Linked DNA regions of Mus musculus: region 1 is linked to region 2. A link is a contact called in ENCODE Hi-C or POLR2A ChIA-PET data. All regions are on one chromosome and are shown on one strand. Each heading gives the region's core, a stretch centred on a gene start or an enhancer-like site at or near the end of the contact. The rest is flanking DNA. Distances are from core to core; before and after follow the strand shown. Region 1 has its middle 86 kb from the start of Gm33429. Region 2 holds the start of Trim24 (tripartite motif-containing 24).

Region 1 (3,136 bases), core at 284-2,783, 250 kb before region 2:
TTCCACAATGAACAGTCAATAAACAGTTTGGAACCAAGGACTGTCTATTTTAACAAGGCTCGCCATGGGGAGCACGGAGAAAGCCTTCCTATACAGAACCGCACAGCCTAAGTCTCTCTCAGAAGGCCCTTCCGTGCTCCCAGATAACCGCTGCTAAGCTAAGGACAATCACCAATGAGCTAAGCCAGAGTTCCATCATCCCCAGGCCCCAGACTCCTCAGCCTGCTGGCCTCTTCCATTCCCAATTCCCCTCGACCCAAGGGTATCTATATGTCCAAGAGTTTGGAGCCCTGGGTCCAGGCTGTGGGCCCCCAACTCTCCATTTCTGACTCCTCTGTGATTTCCAGCAACAACTGGGAGCCAGGGACTCTGGGAACCCCAGATTTAGCCTCTCACATTCTAGGCTGTTTTCCCATGCCCCTAAGTGGTGTATCGGTGCTTCCCTCCAGCCTAGCGCCTGACAGTGGGCATAAGGTAAATGCAGTCTAGTGTCTAGGCATTTCAGCTGCCCAGCGGTGTTCCCATACCCCAGTGGCAGGAAGAAACGTAGAACCTCAAGAAAGTGTTTGGAATAAGACTTCCATTTTGAATAGGGGTTGAGTAAAGTGGGAACTGATGTTCTACTTAGCAGAAAGAGACATGTACATGGGTAACTGACTTCCTGGTTGGCAAGTTAAAACATGAATGTTAAACAAGTCACATTCTAGTTGACAAGTTAGGACATGAATATTAGACAAGGCAAGCCCCCTGCCGTAGCTGGATACCTCAACCAATGAGAAAGGACAATTTGTAGGAAAGGTTTTAGATACGAGATGTCATCAAATAATGAAACCTGAAAAGAAACTTTGCCTGGGGATGTAGTTAGTTTGAGCACACAAGAAAGAGAGAGGGAGAGAGAGAGAGAGACAGACAGAGACAGAGAGAGGAGAGGAGAGGAGAGGAGAGGAGAGGAGAGGAGAAAAAGGAAGAATTCTTTTTCAAGTTTCTGGAGGAGTGTTTGAGTCGTGACAGCTCTGAGCTAGTTGATGGATAGGTTTATTAGTGGTTCATGATTTGACGACATCAATGATGATGACCTTTCAGAGGACTCAGTTGTTCGGAGTGGATCACTGGGACATGTTTGTGGAAGCTGAGTCTCTTCCCTTTCATAAGGTGAGAGGCCTCTTCTGCCAAAATACACACACACACACACACACACACACACACACACACACACACACACCACACCACACCACACTACACCTCTTCTGTTCTTATGCTTCTCTGCCTGTCTCTTGAGCGTCTGAAACCAAGAGTCAAAATAAACCCTCTCTCCACCGAGCTATTTTCTACAGGACTTTGTCACCGAAATGCTAAGTCTGACTAAAACACAGGAACCGAATGTTTGTTTTCTTTGTCGGTGTTTCCCTCTACACATCTGCCTTTGATTAAAGCTCAGCTTTGGACACTGAGATGAAAAAGGAGAAGTGGGGGAGGAGATACTCTGCTAGCTTAACCACTCAGTTCCTTATTTATAGTAGTGGAGCAGGGTAACCAAAGACTAAAGGAAATCATCCAGAAGTACAAGGGAGGGGCGGGGAGAGCAGAGAGACGCCAGTGAGCTGCGCTGCTGGACTGAAAGGTCCTCCCTACCTGTCCTAGGACATAGTGTCTCTTCATCTATCCTCCCCAGCTTTGTGCCACGTATTGATCATACCCATCACGTTCCATCCACTTCATGACAAGCTGTCTCACGCCCACAGTCATACCCAGTGCCTGGTGTGTGCCTGCAAATCTTCTACCACACCACGGAACTGCCCAGGCCTGTTGCCTGCAAACTGGTGTGACCTCCGTCCAATTCCTGGGATTCCTGGAATGTAATTATGTTTACTCAGCTGCCCACTCATGAATAAAGAATGCAGTCTACACCCAGGGAGCACATATGTTATGAATTTTAAAACTAAGAAAAGAAAAAATAAATTGTTAAAGTATATTAATAAGGCAGAGGAAGGAAGGGTTAGTATTAGTTACTTCCATCTATATTGCTCAGTTACTTGTGTTGTAACACCTGGCAAGAAGCAACTTAAGAGGGGGGGAGGCTCCCAGTTCAACAGGACACAGTCCTTCATGGTGGCAGGAGGCAGCTGGTCATGTTGCATCCACAGTCAGGAAGCAGAGGGGGACGAACACTGCTGTTCATCTTCTTTTCTCCCTTTTATTCACCGGGAACCCAGTCCACACTTCAGGTAGCCTTTCTACCTTAATTAACCATGTCTGGAAAACGCCTTGTAGACATGGCCAGACATTTGTTCCCATGGTGATTCTAAATCCTGTCAAGATGACCACCAAGAATGACAATCACATTCTCAATCACAAGGTTTAAACTGGAAGAGAGCTTGGAGATGAGGAACTAGGTCCAGACAGAACTCATTTAGATCAACAGTTCTCAACCTGTGGGTTGAGACCCTTTGCGGAGGTAACATATCAGATCTTTACATTGCAATTCACAACAATAGCAAAATTATGGTTATGAAATAGCAAGGAAAATAATTCTATGGCCAGGGATTACCATAACATGAGGAACTCTTTTAAAGGGTCTCAGCATCGGGAAGGTTGAGAATCACTGATTTAAACACAACATCTCATTATGCCGCCCTTCATGGTCTCAAACTCAGGGTCAAGCCACCCTCCTGCCCTCTGAGCTCTCTGAGCAGCTGGGACTATAGCATGTGGCACCACGCCAGGAAAGTGTTAGGGTTCTACAACTTTCTCTTTTGTCTTTATGATTTTTAAAGAAAGGAAATTAAATTGTTTTTCTACTTTTGTTTGTTTTGTTTTGTTGTCTGAGGTGAGGTCTTGCTGTGTAGCCCTGCCTGGCCTAAAACTCACTATACTATCTAGCCTAGGTTGGCCTTGAGTGGCCTTAGCCTTCAAGGTGTTGGGATTTTAGGTATGCGCCACCACACACAGTTATTTTTCTATTATTTAAATATGAATTGGCCATCTTAATCACGATTAGCCCTTTATATTTAATGACTAGAGTAAATAAGTAAGTGAACGAATAAACATCCGAGACTTGCTCAGTGCCCGAGGTTGCCGTCTGGACACTCCTCCCCAGAGGACACTGTGTACTTCTGCACCGGGATGTTTATTTTGG
Region 2 (3,141 bases), core at 256-2,755:
TGTCTCCTTCTGTAAACCTTAATCCAGCTGAGTCTGCCCATCACCTGGATAAGGGACCATCCCTTAGAAAGGCAGGTTCACCTTCAGCCACGCTAAAGACACAGAGGAATAATCTCTTTAATAAACAGTGTTCTTCCCCCAAATTCCTGGCCCATAGTGCAGTAGTTCCAGATTCCCCACGAGATTCTCCAGGATTTCTGTCTATTCTGTCTCAGAAACTCCCAACCTTCTCTTTGTCTTCTCTTTTCTTTTGGGTGTTAGCCTAATACACAGTCTCTGATAGTTTCGGCTTCCTTACTCTTTCTCTAAAGCTCCCCTCCATGTGGCTGCTGTAACCATGTGGCTGTTTAACACAAATGGCATGGCATCTCTTCCACTTCTCCATCTTCCTCTGGGCAGCTGCTGAGATTTACAGCTTGCCTGCATTGGTTTTTTTCTTTCTTTTCTTTTAAACTCTAATAAAATTTCCTCCAGCTTCTTTTGAGGCTCTTCTTAAATTCTTTTATTAATGAGACTAAGAACCTCAAGAGGGGACTCTGATTTCCCTAGTAACAGGTGGCACTTCCCATGGGACTCCCCAGAATTTCCGGTAACAAGCACGGGAGAAGGAAGACATGAAATATAATACTGAAACTCTAAAACCAGAATTGAGGTCCCCCCCCCCCCTTTTGAGACAGGCTTTTACACTGACTAAAACCTAGAATAACTTTGAATTTGTAGTGATTTTCCTGCCTTTGCCTCTGGAGTATTAGTATAGGTGTGTGCTACCACGTCTGCCTTTTTTTTTTTTTTAAGAGTTTAATATTCAGGTACTATGGACACTTGCAGATCATTTATTTAGTCCTCAAAAAAATTAACTGCTTTTATTCATTTAAGAAGCAAAATTAATTTCACCCTTTTCCATTGAGGTCTTTTAAAGTTCCGACAAATTTGTAATTTCTCCCCCTTTACATCATTCTCATTAATTCATCACAGAGATAAATTCAGGCCACAAAAAGAGTAAAGCTGCCTGCACACTCCCCCTTTCACACAATGTGGGCTCATACAACCCGGTTTTGGGTCTCTTCTCGTTTGCACGTAACTTACTTCTTCATCCTCCCGTGGCCCTCCCACGATCTTACTCCTTTACCCATTTAAGTCTCCAGTAGTAAAAGCAGTTTTCCAAGCAGTTTCTTAATTAATCAGGCTGGGTAGACTGGGCAGAGCCCCCGCCCCTTGGGCGGGGCCATAGCGGCGGGCGGAACCCGATGCCTGCTCTGGCTCCTTAACAAATGATTCCTTTACAATCTACAGAAGAGAGACACACACACAGCGAGCCAATCAGCGGCCGCGGTCCTCGCGTCCGGCGGGGCTAGCCCCGCCCACTCCCAACCTCCCGCGGGGGCCGTCCGAGCCTCGCGGGCTTCTGCAGACCCCGCCCCCTGGGCAGGCGCGGCGGTCATTGGATGGCGCTCGGCTCGCAGTCGCCGCGGTTGCTGGGAGAGGGAGGTGGGGGCGGGGCCCGCGGTGGTCCAAGGGGCCCGAGAGAAAGGCTGCTAGGCACGGGCGGGCGCGCTGGGCGGAATCGAGCGTCTCGGTGGCGGTTTGCCTATCGGCCCGCGCGGCGGCGTCGCGGTGCGGGAACCGGTCCCCGTTGACAGCTCCGCGTCTTCCGGCCGCGCCACTCGGGAGGTGGCTTCCTCCCTGTGCTCCCTCCGCGAGTCCGTTCGGCCTCGGAGAAGCGGGAGGCGGCGGCGGCTGCGGAGGTCGTCGGGGGCGGCGGGCGGTGAGCGCGCTCCCGCTTCCCCGGCGGCGGCCGCAGGACAATGGAGGTGGCTGTGGAGAAGGCGGCGGCGGCAGCGGCTCCGGCCGGAGGCCCCGCAGCGGCGGCGCCGAGCGGGGAGAATGAGGCCGAGAGCCGGCAGGGCCCGGACTCGGAGAGCGGCGGCGAGGCGTCCCGGCTCAACCTGTTGGACACTTGCGCCGTGTGCCACCAGAACATCCAGAGCCGGGTGCCCAAGCTGCTGCCCTGCCTGCACTCGTTCTGCCAGCGCTGTTTGCCCGCGCCGCAGCGCTATCTCATGCTGACGGCGCCCGCGCTGGGCTCGGCAGAGACCCCTCCACCCGCTCCCGCCCCCGCCCCCGCCCCGGGCTCCCCGGCCGGTGGTCCTTCGCCATTCGCCACCCAAGGTGAGAGGGGCCCGCGAGGTGGCGGGCGCGACCCGCTGTCACGCGGCTGGGGAGGGGGTGAAATGGGCCCGCGCCGGCTGAGCGACTCGGCGGTCCCTCACTTTTGCAGAGCTCTGACGGTTGTGGCGAGTTAGCTGCTCTCTGCTCCTCCGCAAAGCTTTGTCCGGGTGCATATGATCTGGATCAGCTCGTGTACACCCGGGTTATGCGAGCCGGAGGGGGGAGGAAGGGATGGAGATGAAGTGATGGGGATTTTCTTTGATGATTGATTGCAGATTGGCTGCCGTCTGTTTCGAATCTTGTGCGTTCCGGGCTTTTTACCTTAATGAGTTCCCTCTCTGTCCCCTCCGTAGGGGACAAAGGAACCGGGATAAGTTGTTTTGTTGTCTGCTGCTTTCGGAGATTTTATTTCGAGCGATTCGATAAACGATAGAAAGTAAATAGACTTCCAAAGTGTTTTGTATGCCGTAGTTGGAAGTTACTTTCTCTTTTGTGGTGTTATTGGGTAATTAGTTTTTGACAGGTAGTTTCCTTTGCTTATGTTACCAGGTTTAAATCGTTGAAAGTGATTTGAAGTGCAGTAATTATTTCTGGGAGAACACTTGAAGTTTTTAACTTTTAATATTGCAAATATTTGGGCAAATTGACGTCTTTAAAATGCGAAGTAACTGAGGAAGGGAAATCTTTTTTCTCTTGCTTCTTGGGTTTTGTGTGTGTGTGTGTGTGTGTGTGTATGTTTTGTTTGGCTTATGTAGCAGCCCAGAATTGTCCACAGCTAGCAATCTTCCTGCCTCAGCTTCTTCAGAGTAAAGATAACAGGCATGAGCCATTGCACCTGCTAGCCAGACACTTTTAACATCTCTTTTAAAGGGAATAACTGTTTTAAGTTAATTTGTTAAGTAATTATATTTATTAGGTCAGGATGCAATTGCTGGCTTGGATTGTTGAATTAGATGCATTTAGTTTTTTCTT

What was found. A loop is a pair of places that touch in the nucleus more often than their neighbours do. ChIA-PET counts read pairs that join two places held with the same protein, here RNA polymerase II (POLR2A).
Region 1: a loop to region 2 is called in a map of v-Abl transformed pro-B cells, with 1.9 times the contacts of the local background. The contact joins the enhancer-like site here to the promoter of Trim24 in region 2. A Hi-C loop is called at or near these places in 2 of 37 maps with a recorded cell type or tissue (gastrocnemius and v-Abl transformed pro-B cells). POLR2A ChIA-PET finds 5 or more read pairs at or near these places in 1 of 5 experiments (embryonic stem cell).

Annotation. Positions count from the first base shown.
Region 1 is chr6:37,616,063-37,619,198 of GRCm38, forward strand. No RefSeq gene overlaps it. Among named protein-coding and RNA genes, the nearest start is that of Gm33429, 86 kb to the left of the region's middle. Within about 2 kb of position 1,534, at least 1 of the 3 ENCODE cell types and tissues checked has a DNase peak (open chromatin) inside an H3K27ac peak, as active enhancers do.
Region 2 is chr6:37,869,306-37,872,446 of GRCm38, forward strand. Trim24 (tripartite motif-containing 24) reads left to right here and starts at 1,506. Exons shown (of 19, transcript NM_145076.4): 1 at 1,506-2,169. The coding sequence starts at 1,806.